Regions from separate parts of the Homo sapiens genome. Here region 1 is linked to region 2. A link is a loop called in an ENCODE intact Hi-C map of the cell type or tissue named here. Cell type or tissue: natural killer cell. All regions are shown on one strand. Links, peaks and the distances in the headings refer to the core of each region. The heading gives the core; the rest is flanking DNA.

The links. A loop is a pair of places that touch in the nucleus more often than their neighbours do. Peaks named below come from ENCODE experiments on the same cell type or tissue, not always from the same donor. Only the 100,000 strongest peaks of a DNase experiment are listed, where the experiment ranks them.
Region 1: it touches region 2 in a loop (5-fold over the local background); 2 of 110 quality-filtered maps call a loop at or near these places.

The regions. Positions count from the first base shown.
Region 1 is chr16:82,932,902-82,942,512 of GRCh38, forward strand. The region is part of intron 2 of CDH13 (cadherin 13); the gene reads left to right. Among named protein-coding and RNA genes, the nearest start is that of MIR8058, 250 kb to the left of the region's middle. In natural killer cell, for the core only: no CTCF peak of the experiment used is centred there; a DNase peak (open chromatin) is centred at 4,280; H3K27ac peaks cover 1,406 bases.
Region 2 is chr16:82,652,372-82,661,022 of GRCh38, forward strand. The region is part of intron 1 of CDH13 (cadherin 13); the gene reads left to right. Among named protein-coding and RNA genes, the nearest start is that of CDH13, 30 kb to the left of the region's middle. RefSeq lists enhancers at 1,109-2,308, 1,229-1,728, 1,550-1,759, 1,810-1,859, 2,100-2,149 and silencers at 3,053-3,347, 3,282-3,331. In natural killer cell, for the core only: no CTCF peak of the experiment used is centred there; DNase peaks (open chromatin) are centred at 1,390, 1,690, 3,190 and 3,520; H3K27ac peaks cover 3,648 bases.

The sequences.
Region 1 (9,611 bases), core at 613-8,612, 280 kb after region 2:
AAGTTTACTAGTAGAGAAATTGGGAAGCCATGATTTAGTAGAGGCATAAATGAAAGCAAGGGTTAGCATTTTAATTTAATTTTAATATCAGTATATTGACTTACCAATTTCATATTTTTTTATATTTTTATGACATATCTTTGAGAAAGGGGTTTGCATGAATCTTTAGGAAGGCTGAATCAAATGATTCAGGGTTGGGGGAGTGATATTGGCAGTTACATGTTGTATTAGTCCATTCTCATGCAGCCATGAAGACATACTTCAGACTGGGTCATTTATAAAGAAAAGAGGTTTTAATTGATTCATGGTTTTGCATGGCTGGTGAGGCCTCAGGAAAGTTACAGTATGGCCGAAGGGGAAGCAAATATGTCCTTCACATGGCAGCAGGAGAGAGAAGTGCAGAGCAAAGGGGAGAAAAGCCCCCTATAAAACTATCAGATTTTGGGAGAACTCATTCACTATCATGAGAACAGCATGGGGAGACTGCCCTCATGATCCAATCACCACTCATGAGGTCCCTCCCCCAACACGTGGGGATTACAATTCAGATTACCATTCAAGATGAGATTTGGGTGGGGACACAGAACCAGACCATAGCATTCTGCCACTTGCCCCTCTCAAATCTCATGTTTCTCACATTTCAAAACAAAATTATGCCTTCCCAACAGTTTCCCAAAGTCGTAACTCATTTTGGCATTAACCCAAAAGTCCAAGTCCATAGTCTGATTTGAGACAAGGCAAGTCCCTTCCACCTATGAGCCTGTAAAATCAAAAGCAAGTTAGGTACTTCCTAGATACAATGGAGATACAGGCATTGGGTAAATATGCTCATTCCAAATGGGAAAAACTGGCCAAAACATAGGGGCTACAGGATCCGGGCAAGTCTGAAATCCAACAAGGCAGTAATTAACTCTTAAAGCTCCAAAATAATCTCCTTTGACTCTGTGTCTCACATCCAGGTCACATTGATGCAGGAAGTGTGTTCCCATGGCCTTGGGCAGCTTTGTCCCTGTGGCTTTGCAGGGTACAGCCCTCCTCCTGGCTGCTTTCATGGGCTGGCAGCGTCTATGACTTTTCCAGGTGCTCTGTGCAAGCTGTCCATGGATCTACCATCCTGGGGTCTGGAGGACAGTGGCCCTTTTCTCACAGCTCAACTAGGCAGTGCCCCAGTGGGGACTATGTGTGGTGGCTCTGATCCCACATTCCCCTTCTGCACTTCCCTAGCAGAGGTTCTGCATGAGGGCTCTGCCCCTGCAGCAGACTTCTGCCTGGACATCCAGGCATTTCCATACATCTTCTGAAGTCTAGGCAGATGTTCCCAAACTCCAATTCTTGATTTCTGTGCATCTGCAGGCTCAACACCACATGGAAGCTGCCAAGGCTCGAGGCTTGCACCCTCTGAAGCCACAGTCTGAGCTGTACCTTGGCCCCTTTTATCCATGGCTGGAGAAGCTGGGACACAGAGCACTAAGTCCTTAGGCTGCACACAGCTGGGGGGCCCTGGCTCCAGCCCACAAAACCATTTTTTCCATCTAGGCCTCAGGGCCTGTGATGGCAGGGGCTACCATGAAGATCTGTGACATGCCCTGCAATTTCCCCATTGTCTTGGTGATTAACATTTAGCTCCTTGTTACTTATGCAAATTTCTGCAGCAGGCTTGAATTTCTCCCCAGAACATGGGTTTTTCTTTTCTATTGCATTGTCAGGTTGCAAATTTTCCAAACTTATATGCTCTGCTTCCTCTTGCAAGCTTTGCTGCTTAGAAATTTCTTCCACCAGATACCCTACATCATCTCTCTCAGGTTTAAGTTCCACAGATCTCTAGGGCAAGGGCAAGGGCAAAATGCCATCAGTCTCTTTGCTAAAGCATAGCAAGAGTGACCTTTGCTTCAGTTCTCAACAAGTTCCTCATCTCTGTCTGAGATCACCTCAGCCTGGACTTCATTGTCCATATCACCATCAGCATTTTGGTCAAAGCCATTCAACAAGTATCTAGTAAGTTCCAAACTTTACCACATTTTCCTGTGTTCTTCTGAGTCCTCCAAACTGTTCCAACCTCTGCCTGTTACACAGTTCCAAAGTCACTTCCACATTTTTGGGTATCCTTACGGCAGCACCCCGCTCCCTCGGTACCAATTTGCTTTATTAGTCTATTCTCACACTGCTACAAAGACATACCTGAGACTGGGTGATTTATAAAGTAAAGTGGTTTAATTGACTCACAGTTTTGCAGGGTTGGGGAGGCCTCATGAACTTACAATGATGGTGGATGGGGAAGCAAATACGTTCATCTTCACATGGCAGCAAGATGGAGAAGTGCAGAGTGAAGGGAGAGACAGCTCCTTATAAAGCCATTAGATCCCATGAGAACTCACTCACTATCATGAGAACAGCATGAGGGGAAGGCTCCCATGACCTAATCACCTCCCATGAGGTCCCTCCCCCAACACGTGGGGATTATGATTTGGATTACAATTCAAGATGAGATTTGGGTGGGGACATAAAGCCAGACCGTATGACATGGTGAAATAGTTACAACTGTTTTCATGAAGCTTTTTTGGTCTCAAGATCTGTGTGCTATTTGAATAAATGAGATGCAGCTGGTTTCCAACGTGTTTTCCTAGCATTGGGGTTTAAAGAAAAAAGTAAAAAGGACCTACCTTGGAAATCATTTCAGAAAACTGATTCTTAAGCAGTGATTCTCGAACTTGAGTGTATATCAGAATCACGTATAGCAGGGGTCCCCAACCTCTGGGCTATGGACCACAGCAGGAGAGTCAGCAATAACCCCCTGAGCTCCACCTCCTGTCAGATTGGTAGTGTCATTAGAGTCTCATAGAAAGTGGCTATGTTGCCTGGGGTATATACCCTGGGGTTTCTTGTTGTGTACCAGGAAAATTTAGGTCATGGACACACACGAGGAGTTTAGGAGTGGAGGTTTAACACGTAGAAGAGAAGAGAAAGAGAAACAGCTTCCTCTATAGAGGAAGTGGTCTTGGAGCAGAAAAAGACCAGCGGGTGGCAGCTGTGCTGAATTTTATAGTCAGGTTTAAAGAGGCAGTGTCTGATTTGCATAGTGCTCACCCATTGGTTCTGTCAGGTATGATGTTTACACAGGGCATGGGCAAGGCTGGTCACCCCACCCTAATCTTATGCAAATGGGCTTTCCAGTTGATTGGCACCATCTTGTCTGCTTCTTACTGTACATGTGGCTGGCAGAGAAAGGAAGACGGAGCTGCCATCTTGAACATGTCTAGTCCTTAGTTCCTGCCAGCATTCACCTGTGCAAGTCTCCAGCTTGCTTGTCTATGTCTGCAGCTCAACTTTACATTTTCTTTGTTAGAAAATTATTTGGGGTTGCTTTTTATTAAAAAGAAAAGCCTTACCAAGGATTCCCATGCCCTTACCATCTGCCTGTGTAATTTCTTCTTAACTCCTGTATCATCAGGAACGTGAACCCTATTGTGAATTGTACATGCCAGGGATCTAGATTGTGTGCTCCTTATGAGAATGTAATGCCTGATGATCTGAGGTAGAACAGTTTCAACCCGAATCCACCCCACCCACCAACTTTCCCCATCCCATGAAAAAATTAGCTTCCACAAAACTGGTCCTTGGTGCTGAAAAGGTTGGAAGACTGCTGATCTATAGGGTTTATTAAAACAGTAGGCCCCCCACCTTCAGCATTTTTAACTCAGAAGTTCAGGGATGAGGACTGAGAATTTGCATTTCTAACTAGTCCCCCGAGTGGTGATGCTACTTTAGATCGTAACGTTCATATTGAAACATTTGTCCTACCTACGGATGCCAATGACCAAGGCATATGTTGGACGAGCACTGTGAGAATAGGTAGAATCAACTCTACTTGAGTGCATTGCCCACACAACTGCTTAGTCTTGTGTGCGTTTAGGGAAAGAACAGGTGGGGAGTGGGGGAGGTACACTTCGCCCAACCATTTGCTTGTAGATCTTCATGGACTCCTCCCAGAGTTCACCTTTGAAGACTAAGGTATGGTAGTGCCAAGAGTGGAGATACTCCTTTATCAGGGCCTCTGGGGTCATGGTCCTGGGCTGTGACCTCAGCACGACATCAGCACAACCAAAACAAACCACAGGCTGGTGTTTAGGTTCTTGTCAAGACCTCATGCATCATTAAACAGAGGGCAACTGCAGAGCTCTCCATTCTGTTTTAAGAAAATAGAAATAGTAACTAGCATTAAACTAAACCCACAAACGCCTGTTCCCTCTTGATAGGGTGGTCACGCTACTGCTGCATTGTTTTGCTTTTTCTTTTTTTTCTGATGCAGCTATAGTACAAGCCGTGACTCATGCTAGGTGCTAGCCTCACAGATATACATAAACATTCACAATCAGGTTTCCAAAGCTGTTTCCTTACTTCCCTTTGTTGCTATTTTACTTTTCATTGGAGGTTGGGCGAGGCAATCTTTAAATGAAGCTATTTTTTCTTTGTCTCTCTGTCCCTCTGTGTCTCTCTCTGTGTCTCACACACATACACATGCACACACACACACACACAGACACACACACACACACACACACAGTCTAGCTGAATCACGAATTCCGTGAGAACAGAGTCAGCATTTGTATATTTTCTCAGAGATCTATTCCTAACCTTAATGCCATACCTAGCACATAGCAGACACACAAAATTTGTGACTGACTGAATGAATAAACATGTATATTATTGCAAGCCAGTTGCAAACAGATATATTGTTGCAAACAGAAGGTTACCTGTTGATCCTTCCTATGTTATCTCTGAACTGCAGGAACTTCATTTTTTCTATGAACCAAATGTAGGTCATCATGAATCAAGCGTCCATAATATCTGTTTGTCCACATATAACCTATTTTATAGCAGAGCTTATATTCTGATGATTTGTAGATTTAATGTTGTTTATTCATCATATCTATCACATTTGTTTTTTAAATATTTCTAAACAGCTGATTAAAGTACAATTGGATGGAGGTAAAAATATTTTTAAAGACGTATAATATAAAAGGACAGTAATTGGATATAGTTATTCAAATGTAACACTTAATTTACTTTGAGTTTTTACTTAACCCTGTAACAATGGAATTGTGTTAGCTTACATAATTTTCATTGTTTAATTGAAAGAAGAAGAAAAAGAAAAAGCAGCTGCAACAGCGGTAGCAACAACACGCCAAAAAACGGAAAGATAATACTTTTTCCACTTGGCATTTATTTCTGGGAAGAATGTATCTTAAGAGCCTTTACTGAAAAGGGCATTGAGTTACACAGGCAATAGCTTTTTCAACAGCTATTTTTCCAGAGGTGTAAAAACAGCCTTTGCCTGGTTACATTGTATATCTTACCTCAGTAAAGACATGAAAAGGAATCGTGATAAGGTGAATGCACTCCTACAGAGCGCTAAGCTTCCTGGCGATTTGACTTGATTCGGGAATAGAACTCAGTAAACTGAGCAGATTAAATGATCAATGTTTCTTTTAGATTAGCCCTCTCAAATATCAATGGTCTCTGCCAGCCTTAGATGAGATAATGAGGTAATTTCAATACTGAGCTTTTGACAGAGTGTCTGAAGTGTAAAGAGTCTGTGGTATTAGAAACATGTCTCAGCATGGCACTGCCCAGCATCAGCAGGGGCCTTCTGAGAGGCCACCGTTGTCCAGAGTCTAAGACACTGGTCCAGTGGGGACACATGAGATGACATGGGTTTGTGTGTGTCTTAATTGCAGTCCTCGAGAAGAGACAAGGATGTGAGTGTGTATAGTTTATTTAAAAGGTGCAGGAAGCATCAGTACTGCACACAAGACAAGGAAAAAGAAAGGAGAGTCAACGTAGGGTGCAGTATTAAGCTATGGTAGGCAACTAAAGTTTAATCCTGTAAGAAAACTCTGGAAGTAATGTAGAAGACACACTTCAGAGTTATCCATCCTGAGGAGGGAGGGAGTTCCCTTCAGCTGGAGGTACTTATTTCAGTGCTCTTGGTTGAGGACTACTCCCAGAAAAAGGGTGTTGATTTGGGAACACTTCCAACCAGAGGGGCATCACACCTGCCACATACACAGGAAGATTCATCTTCTGTGGTTCTGGGAAAAGCCTTCAGGCACAGAACTGCACATCCTGCAATGGGAGGTTGTCTGGAGCACAGTGAAGTGGGGTGCAGTCTGAGGAATTTGGCAAGACACTGACAGCATCTCCTCTGGTGTGGAAAATGGCATTAGAAAGCAGTGGTCACAAGGCTGGGTGCAGTGGCTCACGCCTGCAATCCCAGACATTTCAGAGGCTGAGGCAGATGGATCACCTGAGCTCAGGGGTTTGAGATCAGCCTGGGCAACATGGTGAAACCCTGTTCTACTAGAAATACAAAAATTAGCCAGGTGTGCTGGTGTGCACCTGTAGTTCCAGCTACTCAATAGGCTGAGACAGAAGGAATGCTTGAGCCAGGGAGACGGAGGTTGCAGTGAGCTGAGATGGCACCATTGCACTCCAGCCTGGGTGACAGAGTAAGACCTTAGCTCAAAAAAAATTAAATAAAAGGGAGCAAGGGAGAGGGAGGGAGAGGGAGAGAGGGAGGGAGGGAGGGAGGGAAGGAGGGAGGCCTGTTGACAGAACAATGAATAATTACGCACATACCTAAAGCGAATACTCAGGTGAGATCCCCAAGTACACTCTTTCAAGTATGGGTTAGATATTCTAACTGAAGCAAATGTAAAAATTGAATGTTAACAGTGGGTCTCTTCTATTAGTGTGGTTGTTTGCTGTCTTCTCCAGAATGGATGTTTTTAAGAAGTCCTTTCTCCTCACCGGTTCCCACTAGCTGCAAAGGTTACCCTTACATCCTTGAATCTCTGGATTTTTTAAACCCATTTCTCTAATGCTGCTTATAATATTGTTGATAATATTTGTCACCCCTTGGCTTGTTCAAATATATTTCATTCCACTATAGGTATATTCGCACGTTTTCACGCTGCTGATAAAGACATGCCCTCGACTGGGTAATAAGGAAAAAGAGGTTTGATGGACTCACAGCCCTCACAATCATGGTGGAAGGTGAAGAGGAGCAAAATCGTGTCTCATGTGGCAGCAGACAGGAGAGAATGAGAACCAAATGAAAGGGGTTTCCCCTTATAAAACCATCAGATTTCATGAGACTTATTCACTACCATGAGAACAGTATGGGGGAAAGTGCCCCCATGATTCAATTATTTCCCACCAGGTCCCTCCCACAACGTGTGGGAATTATTAATTCAAGATGAGATTTGGGTTGGGGACGCAGCCAAACCATATCAGTAGGTCAAATGCAAAGCCTGAAATATGGAGAGGAAGACATCAGTATAAATCCTGGTTCCGTCACTTGAATACGTTGCCTTGAGCAAATTATTCCCTTGCAGAATCTCAGTTTTTCCACCTGTAAAATGGAGACGGCAAAAATTAACAGTCACCTCGGGGAGTAATTATGACACCAGAATGAGCTAATAAACATCACTGTTTTGCTCGGTGGTGAGGTTGAGTCCAAACCTTAGCAGTTATGATTGTGGTTGTTGCTGTTGTCCTTACTAATTACTCCATAGATTGATTTGAGTTTTGCAATCAGTTTGATGCCTTGTTCCATAGTTTCTTTTTTACTTCCAGATTTGGTTCAGGTAAAGTTGGCAAAGCAAGGAGAGCTGGATTCTTCTTACCTGCTTCACCTTAGCTGGTTCCTGCTTCATACATCTTTCAAGATGTTTGTAGAAAACTAATCAGCGTCTACGTTTGTTTTCTAATTTTCTTTTGCTCACACATACTGTGGCCACTTGATTACCAATCAGTGCTGTGTTGGCAGGCACATACAGGCCCTATTCCTACTAATCAGAGATGTGGGAAGCAAATGCTGGTGTTTAAAGGGAACCCTTATTTGAGCTCTTGTCCCATGACTCCTAATTGTTGTATTTCTCAAACTCAACCCAGCTGCAAGCTTTATTAGGGAAACATTTATTCAGATAAAAGCCTCAGTTATGAAAGAGGGGTAATTATTTTGCAAATGTGTTTGAATCACTGTATGCTGTAGTGCAACTCATCCCCAAATGGAGAAGGTGCACATTTGGGCTGAAATGTTGCTTTGTAGATGGACAATACAACAAGCATATGACGGGGAACTTCTGGCAAACGATAGGAAAATGGTCAAATGAAAAGACACCAGTAAAATGAGAGATTGGATGAAAAGTGATCAGGAAGCTCTGAAAGCTGACCAGAGTGAACAAAATGCCTAAATTCCGTTCATCCACATTCATTTATTTATTCATTCATTAACCATTGAATATTTTGGGGCTCCTATACATAGTTTGCTCTCAAAGAATTTTAGGTTTTAGTTGGGAGAGAGCAATGAAAATATGTTAACTGCATGCCAACTGGGATCTCCCATTCAGTGAAATCTAGATAGCGTTGGACCAAAACCCTGTTCTGTGCCTTGAGAATGCTCAGTGATATCCATGACATTTCTGGAATTTCACGGGGGTGGGTGCTCACCTACCAAAGGTCCCCTCCTAGCTCTAAGATCAGCTTCTGCTTATTTCGTTGTTTTGCTTCATCATCTTTACATTGCACAATCCACGTGTAGAAAATAGCCCTTCCCTTTCCTTTGTGCGCCAAAATTTACATAAAGCATTGTGTGGATAGCACACTTTATTGAAATTCTAGAAAGTTGTATTTGGAGATTGTATCAACTCCCAGTGGAATATTAAACACGGCTATTCTTAAATGTCCTCCAGGCACCAGGCACATTTTCTTTTGTTGCTTGTACCGAGCTCTCTATCTCTAACCACCTCCGAGTTTTCTTTTTCCATCCCTGTTCCCATCTCTCCTTCTCTTAATGTTCTGCCCAGTATATGGGGGCTATCACATGGCATGATTATTCTATATTCTTGCTCCCTCATTGAGTTCCAGTCTCAAGCACTTATATTCATACCCAGGAAGTTGTTCTCCAGAATATAACAGTTCTCTTCCATTTAAAAGAAACTTCCCTCAGTGGTAATTCAAGGAGTTCTTCATATATCCTGAATATAAGTCTGTCAGATGCATGAATTACAAGTCTCTTCCCTTTGTGTCTTGTCTTTCACTTTCTTAATGGTGTCGTTTGATAAACAGATGTTCTGTATTTTAATGAAGGCTAATTATTTATTTTTCCTATCAGGCTTATTGCTTCTTGTGTCCTGTTTAAGAAATATTTGCATACCCCAAGGTCACAGACATTCTCCACTAGGTTTTCTAAAAGCTTGCTTTTCGTAGGTTTCATGATTAATTTTCATCTTAAGTTAATTTTGTGTATGGTGTGAGGTAGAGGTCAAGATGTATGATTTTTCCAGTTGCTGCCGCAAAATGTATTGAGAAGATCACCCTTTCCGTCACTGAATTGCAGCCATAAATCAAATAACCAATATGTGTGATCTATTTCCGCACTGTCTTTCCCTGGTCTTTATATTTAACCTTGTGCCAATATGAGGGTGGTAAATTTTAATCATCTTCCTTTTTATGTAGGCATTTAAAACTATCCTGTTATAAGTGCTCTGGTAATAGAAATACAGACTATAACACACGCCAGAGGATTTGACCTAAGGGAAGAGGGTCAG
Region 2 (8,651 bases), core at 1-8,000:
GCTTGGTTAAATAAGGAACGACCTCTCGTTATATATCTTCTATCCTGATTGATTGCATCAGAAAAGCCATTCATCTGGTTTGAAGATAGACAGGTGGTTGCTGTCACTGCACCAGCAGCTTTTGAAGTTTGCTCAGTGATATGATTACAGCCCATACTTAAGCTTCTGCTCCAGGAAGTGAGATTGACCTTTGATCCTACTCCTCATTTAAAAATTACAGATCTTGGAAAATGAACCAATCTAGAAAGATATTGGAAGCTGCTGCTGCTGCTGCTGCTGCTGCTGCTGAGGTTGGCTGTCAAACCAACTTAACTGGCCTGCATTACCTAGAATTGTTTTTTTTTTTTTTTTTCTGGTTAAAACCAATGACCTTTAAAGCCTTTTTATTTTTCCTCTGACAATCTCTAGTGGACCTATGGTCTTTTGTGAGTTCTGATGGGAATCCCAGAATCTTTCTGTAACTGTGGGTTCCAATGAGAGAGGCACATTTAACAAAGACCAGAAGAAAATCAAAACTGTTGCTCAAACTGACAGTGTATGTTCTTCATCCCACTCCTTCATTAGCTCATTCATTCATTGATTCGTTCATTCATGTGCTGGCTCTTTGTAGAAGTTGGGGGTAAACAGGCGACCAAAAGGTAGTCCGTGACCCCAGGATGTTGTAATTCAGAAGGGTAAACAGACAAGGCAGTCAACATTGTCCATTCAGTGTGAATGAGCTTGGGAGTACAACCACTTTGGAAACCCATTTTGTTAATTTACCTTTGATAGATACTTATTGAACGGTTTTTCCAAGTGTCTGTGAAGAAGACATGGTGGTGGTAGGGGGTGGGTGGATGGTTTCTGAGGACCTGATAATGTTTCTCCTTGATTTTAGTGCCAGTTACGTGGCAACTCATGGAAAACATTGAGCTGAATACTTGGGCTTTTGCACCTTTTTGTAGTGCCTTAGTGTATTTTACACAAAAAAATAAATAAAAGTATGCTCAGCCTCAGGTGTGTTGGAAATACAGAGGAGAGACCAGCCCAACTTTGGAGGAGAACAGAGAGAGGGACCCAGGAAGGCCTTCTGGGGAATATATTTGACTTGGGCCCTGAAGGAGCAACAGAAATTAGGCACTGAGTAAAATGGGACTGGATGTACCTGCACAAAGCCAGCAGCAGAAGAAAAGACATGGAGTGGAGGGAGCTGGCAGTTCATGCTTGGGGGAAGCTGAGAGTTGCTTGTGGGGCTGGAGGCCAAGGTGCAGGGCTGCAGGGGTAGGAGGGAGCAGCCAGGGAGGGGGTGGATTGGTTAAGAAACACGATGTGCATGTCATGTTGAGAAACTTGGATTTCACCCTGGAGGCGCAGGAACTAGGGGGGATTTTTCAGCAGCAGTGACAGACGCTCTTAAATCTGGGTTTTCCAATGATCAGCATGCTTGTGCCTGCACCGGGGCGCAGGATGGGAGACAGATGCCTTTTGCAGTAGTTCCGGAGAAGAAGACTGAAGACCACATTCAAGGCCCTGAGAGAGAAGAGAAGGGGACAGATACCACAGAGATCATGAGATATAGCACAACAGATAAGACTTGCTAATTAACTGTACGGGGTTACAGGGAGGGACAGGGAGAAATCAGGTTTCTTCCAGCCCAGCTTCTGGTTGGAATCACTCAGGCAGAGACACATGGGCCTGAGAGAGGATTCCCCTTATGACATAAAGCCGCAAAAATTCTCATTAGTCATTGCAAAAACATCTATTTCCGGCCTACACTGCACCAGCCAGTGGGGGAGGTCCTGAGAGATAGAGAAAGGATGAATTCTTGCCCTTAGAGAGTCACCTAGAGATTCTGGGGAGACAGCAGGTCCGAGTCTCTCTGCCTGAAACCTCTGGACAGTGTCTTTGGCTGACACTTACATGGTGGTCTTGGTTTCTTATTCAAGGTCGGTTTCCCAACTCTCATAGCATCAGCTTTAGGGCATCCCCAAATCTCTTGCAGAAGAGATGGTTCTTTCCCCTTGAGTTGTTTTGAGCCAAGCATATAACATTGTGTGAATGTTTGAAAACTTCTCTTGGTTCTCAGAATGCAATTCTGACAGTGCTGAAGGCTGCCAATTAAATGAAGATTTAGATAAAGGCTGTGTGGGAGGTGGAATGCAATATTCTTAAACCTAATAATGGCTTCCTTCTGTCTTTTTGAAGCTCTCAAATAATCCTGATTGACTGACTCTCTGCTTTGGGCATTCCCATTTTCTGGACAATTTAATACCATTTAAAATGTTTGACAACTTTTATTTGGGGGCAGACATCCTTAGGGGATGGGGCCGTGGGCAAAGATACAAATGCTGTACCATCAAAGGAACCATGGATTTAAATAAGGATTTTTTTTTTTTTCATATTCAGAAGAGGTGGGTACAGAAAGGATGAGGGCAGCTTCTCAGGTTATAGTATTAACCACGTGAAGCAGCTAACAAAGGTATGTGCCTGGCCTTGTGCTAAAGGCTTTCCTCGTATCAGTTCTTTCATCCCTCCCAACACTACTGAGGTAGATGGAGTGACTAGATCCATTATACAGGCAAAGTAGCTGAGGCCCACAGCCATAGCAAATAAACTGTGGAGCTGGTGGTCCCAGATTTCATGCTTTTAGTCATTCTCTTGGCTCTGGGGTACAGGTAAGCTTCCAGAACTGGAGGATGGAGTCCAAAAGAAACTCAAGATAATTTCCCTGCCTTTCCCATTGTATCAGGGGATTCATCTGTTCATACATTCATTCATTTTCCCAACACATTTACTGAATGCCCGCAAGCACCAGGAAAATAGCAATGGGCACAACCAGGTTCCTATCTTCATGGAGCTATTGCTTTATTGGCAGAGGCAAACAGTAAAGAAAATTCATTAGTAATCAGTGTTGCAATCAATGAGCCGGTCAATCAAGCACCATAAAAGGGTAAAGTGTGACGAAGGTGCTCCTTGTGATAGGGGTTGGGGGTGAGGGGAGGTGTCCTGGAGAGGAGACATTTCAACTGAGATCTCTCTGAAGTAGATGAGATGGCCATGTGGATCTCAAAAGGAAAGTGTATGCCAGGAAGAGCAAAAAGCAAGTGCAAAGTCCTAAAGCAGGAAATAGTGAGGCTACCGCAGTGTCGGGTCCAAGAGTAGGAGATGAGATCAGGGAGGCAGATTAGGCTGCAGGGAGGGTGTGCGTGTGATGCTGAGAGTGATGGGAAACCACTGGTGGGGTTGGGGGAGGGCAAGGCAGTGACATCATTTGTTTTTATGTGCAGCAGAGGAAGCCAAAGCAATTCAGAAGAAGCCTACAGAAGCTTACCTCCTCCACAGGCTATTTTTTTCTTGTTTACATTTGTTAATTTTACATATATATTAACTCAGTCCTCACAACCACCAAATGAAATAGGCATTGCCCTTATTATCATTCTTTCCCATTTTAACAATGGGGAAACTGAAGCTTAGAGTAGGCAAGGTCGCCCAGATAGGAAGCAATGCCTTCGGGTCATGGCTCACTACTCAAGTGCCTGAAATTTCAGCTAGCCTTTAGTGGGCACCTGCTATGTGCCAGGATCTGTATGAGGTTTGGCACCACCTAGACAGCCCCTTGAACCAGTGGCATGTCTCAGGACAGTGTGAGAGACAGAAACTTCAGCTGAGAGTTACCGTGCAAGGCAGAAAATGCTGGTCTAGCAAAAGGAACTCTGATTTCGATTTGGAAGTACAGAGAAAGAGCATCTGCCTTGGACAGAGTTATCAGTGAAAAGATGACATATGAGCTGAGACTGAAAATCATGTTGAAGATAGTCAAACAAAAGCTGGCAGTGTGGGAGTGGGGGCTTCAAGCAGAGAATCAGTGGTTCAAAGGCACAGGGTAGAAGGAGAATGGCAGCTGGCTCAGTGTGGCTGGAGAAAGAGGCTGGAGTGCACCTGGTTGCATTTGAATGGTGTGCGTGTGTGTGTGTGTGTGTGTGTGTTAATGATGGTGATGAGATGAGGGGCTAGAGAGGAAGACAGGTTGGCACCTGGTAGCATTTTTTAAAAAGCAAGTAAACCTTATTTTTTAGAGCAGGTTTAAGTTCACAGCAAAATTTGGTGGAAGGTACAGAAGTTTCCCAAGTACCTCCTATCCCCACAAATGCACAGCCTTGTCCCACTATCAACATCCCACATCAGAATGGTACATTTGTTACAGTCAATGACTCTACATTGACACATCATTATCACTCAAAGTTCACAGTTTACATGAGGGTTCACTCTTGGTGCTGTACGGTGTATGGTGGATACATGACAAATGTGTAAATTCATGTATCCACCATTATGATATCACACAGAATAGTTGTACAGCCCTAAAATACTTGCTCTGCCTATTTGCCTACCCACTCCCTTCTCCCTAACCCCTGGCAATCCACCGATCTTTCTTCTATTTCCATAGCTTTGCCTTTCCCAGAATGTCATATGGTTGGAATAATATAGTATGTAGCCTTTTCAAATTAGCTTCCTTCACTTGGTAACATGCATTGAAGTTTCCTCCATGTTTTCTTATGGTTTGGTAGCTCTTTTTTTTTTTTTTTTTTAGCATTGAATAATATTTCATTGTCTGGATGTATCACAGTTTATCCATTGACCTACTTAAGGATATCTTGGTTGCTTCTAAGTTTTGGTGATTACAAATAAAGCTGCTATAAACATTTGTGTTTCCTCATATAGATCTTGTATATATACAGTAGTTCCCCAGTTTTCATGGGGAATAAGTTCCCAGACACCCAATGGATGCCTGAAACTATGGATTGTACCAAGCCCTACATACATTATGTTTTTTTCCTGTACATACCTGTGATAAAGTTTAATTTATAAATGAGGCACAGTAAGAGATGAACAACAATTGCTCCATAAAATGGAACAATTATGACAATATGTTGTAATAAAAGTTACATGCATGTGGGCTGTCTCTCTCAAAATCTGTTGTAGCGCACTCACCCTTCTCTTTTAATCTGTCAGTCTGATAACCAAGATGGTTACTGAGTGACTAATGGATGATGGGTAAGATAGACAGGATGGATACACTGAAGAAAATGATAATTCACATTCCCGGCAGGATGGAGTGGGATGACAGAAGATTTCATCATGCAACTCAGAACAGCATGTAATTTAAAACTTATGAATTATTTTTGGAATTTTTCTATTTAATATTTTCAGACTGTGATTGACCACAGTTGAGTAAAACTGTAGAAAGCAAACCTTGGAGAAAGAGAGACTACTGTATTTTGTACATTTCATGTACACAGTTTGCTAGATTTATATGTAAATATTCCAATTTGGGGAGGGTAATGTAAATTGTATTGTGTTTTAAATTCCTGATTTCATTCATTCATTGCTGGTACATAGGAAAGTGATTGGCTTTTTTACATTAACCTCGTATCTTGTAATCTTGGCATAATTACTTATTCTTGGAGTTTGTCAATTTTTTTGGATTTCTTACATAGATAATCATTTTATCTGCAAACTAAGTTTTGTTTCTTACTTTCCAATCACTATACCTTTGTTTTCTTTTCTTATCTTACTGCATTAGCTAGGACTTCCAGGACGATGTTGAAAAACAATGGTAAGAGGGCACATCCTTGCCTTGCTACTGATCTTATCAGGAAAGCTAGTTTCCTACCATGAAGTGTGATGTTAGTTGTAGGCTTTTTGTAGTTGTTCTTTATTAAGTTGAAGAAGTTTCTGTCTGTTACTAGTTTGTTGAGAGTTATTATGAGTATTGATTTTGCCAAGTGCTTTTTCTGCATCTATTGATATGTGCATGTGATATCTATTGATATGTGCATATGAGCCTCCTGGTCATCATCCCAGGCTTAGCTCACAAAAGTTGTGAGCAGGGAGGCCACCAGGAATGTGGGGCAGGTATTATGCTTCCCATTTTACAGAAAGTAATGCCAGAAGAAAACAGTGCACAGTTACTGCTGGTTCCCAATAGTTGATTTGACTCCTTTAAAGATTTAGCTGTCCCATTTATGTGCTGGATAACATCAATTGATTCTTAAATGTTCAACAAGCCTTGCATACCTGTGATAAATCCCATCATGGTTACATTTTAATATACTTACTTTTCTTCATACCTGTCTCAAGAGAGAAAGTAGCTCAGTGGTTAAGACTGGAGTCAGGCTGCCTGGGTATAAATTGCACCTCCGTTGCTTATTAGCTGTATGAACTTGGGCAAGATATTTAATCTCTCTGTGCCTCAGTTTTCACATCTGTAAAATTATGTCAAATAGTACTGATCTCCAAGGGTGGTTGCGTGGGTTAAATTATACCTAAAGAACTTAGCACCCCACTCAGCACATGGTGGCTGCCATGATGGTTTGCCGTGACCTCTCTTCATTTGAATGTGTGCCCAGTGTCTTGTTTCTCTCTGTATTCTCAGTGCCTGGTACAAAGTCGATAGATTTTAAAAGCCCATAGAAGAAAACATACATTTTTCCCTGTTTGTGGGTATGTATGGAAGATTCTGTAACTTTGACTAGACACTTGATATTCAGATAAAATAGCCCTAAAGAAGGTTCTCAAGGGGGTGGATTTTCTCAGACTATTGTGAGCATAGTTCCTAAAGCTGACTCTATGTCTTGTGCTGACTCTAATCCCCTCCTGGCCATCATCCCAGGCTTAGCTCACAAAAGCTGTGAGCAGGGAGGCCACCAGGGATGTGGGGCAGGTAATATGCTTCCCATTATACAGAAAGTAATGCCAGAAGAAAACAGTGCACAGTTGCTGCTGGTTCCCAATAGTTGATTTGACTCCTTTAAAGATTTAGCACCTGAGTTAGAATCCGGATGGCAGAACTTCTCTATTGGAACCTAGTCCCACTATTCCTCTCTCCCTTCATTCAACACTGGGTTTAGAATGCTTGCCAGCAGCATTGTGGAAATTACCTCAAAGGTAGAAACACGTAACTCATAAGCACACATGAATAGGTATAGGTCATAATCCTGGAAAGACGGCCTTGCCATTGAGAGGGGAATAGCAGGAGCAAGGCTACGGAAGCACGGGACTCTGGTTGAGTCTAGGCACTGTCTGCATGTACTTGGCACATTCCTTAAAAATGGCAGCAAGCAGTCCATTCTCAAATGGAAATTGGAACAAAAAATAACGTAAAACCATAAATAACAGAAAAGAATATATACTCAAACATGTATAATCCATATGCATGAACATAACTCCCCTATTGGGAATTTCTCATAAAGAATCCCCCCAAAATATAATACCACGTCCACAAGAACCCACCCACAGGCCAGGTACTGTGCGAGGCACTGGAATACAATGGGGGTAACATGGACTAGGAGACTCATGAAAACGTCATGACAAACACCTGGGAAATTCTGAACGTTAAATAGTAGGGAAGGGTTTCTCCACCATGGCATGGTGGCCACTTTGGGCAGGAAGATTGTGGTGAGGCTATCCTGTGCATGGCAGGATGTCCAGAAGCATCCCTGGCCTCTACCCACTAGAGGCCATTGGAAGCCCCATCCTCACTGTGAAATCCAAAAATGTCTCCAGACATTGTCAAGTGTCTCCTGGAGGGAAAGGGGGGAAAGTGACTCCCCATTGAGAACCACTGCTTTAGGGGAATACTTAAGAAGTTGAGGCATATCTGCTCACTGGAAAATGGAAATGAGCTAATTTGGAGGCTTAAAACAGCAGCACTGGGAAAATGACATAAATTTTAAAAAGCAGAAAGTAATACTGCATTTATTCTGTGGTTTGGCTGAGGTTTTGGGTTTCAGAGGAAGCTGCTGAGAAAAGAGAGGGAGGGAAAATGTGACCCAGAAATCACGGGAACCAGGGAATCTCAACAAATTGAGTATCTTGGTTTGTGTAAGATTAGGAACCTGGAGATAAATATGGGTCAGGCAGATGCAAGTAAAATGATCACACGTGGGGAGCATGGAAATTGGGTCTTAAAAGTGAGTTAAGTCAAGGGTGGTATTTAAAATATGTCATATGTAAATATGACAGAGAAACCACCAATCAAAACAGCCATCTGCTGAAACCACCCACTATGGGCGTTCCTGTGCCTGCCGGGGCGTGCGGGGAAACCCAAGAGGGAGCACCAGTTGGTGAACGTCAGTCAATCCACAAACCATCTAACAGAGGCACAGGGATTAAATTCAGAGCAAGACCTGGCAAAACAGAAACAGCCCGAGGCCAGAGATGAAGTGAAAGAAAGATGACAACCTAGGGCCCAGGAGGGAAGCTTCCAGAAGGTTGAGTTATATTTAAGCCCTTTCACTGTATACCTGGGACCAAAGACCCTAGAGCAGCTTCAGACATAAATTATGTATATACATGAACAAAGACAGAAAGGGAGCAAAGAAAAATGAAAACAGCTTGATTTGTAGGGCTTTCAGCATGGCGGGTGGTTTTCTTTCCCCCCTCGTTTTATTTAGACGTCTGCTGCTGCTGCTTCAATTTTGTTCCGGCAATACAAGTAAAATATATGTGGATGTTAACAAAGATGTAAAGAGCCTTTTGAAGTATATAACTGATTATAATTTAACATTCATTAAGTTTCTTTTATCAAAAAAAAAAAACTATTAAGTTCATTGAAGAAGTCATAAAAACAAACCAAACACCCACCACCTTCTCCCCTCCTGGGGACATGGCAG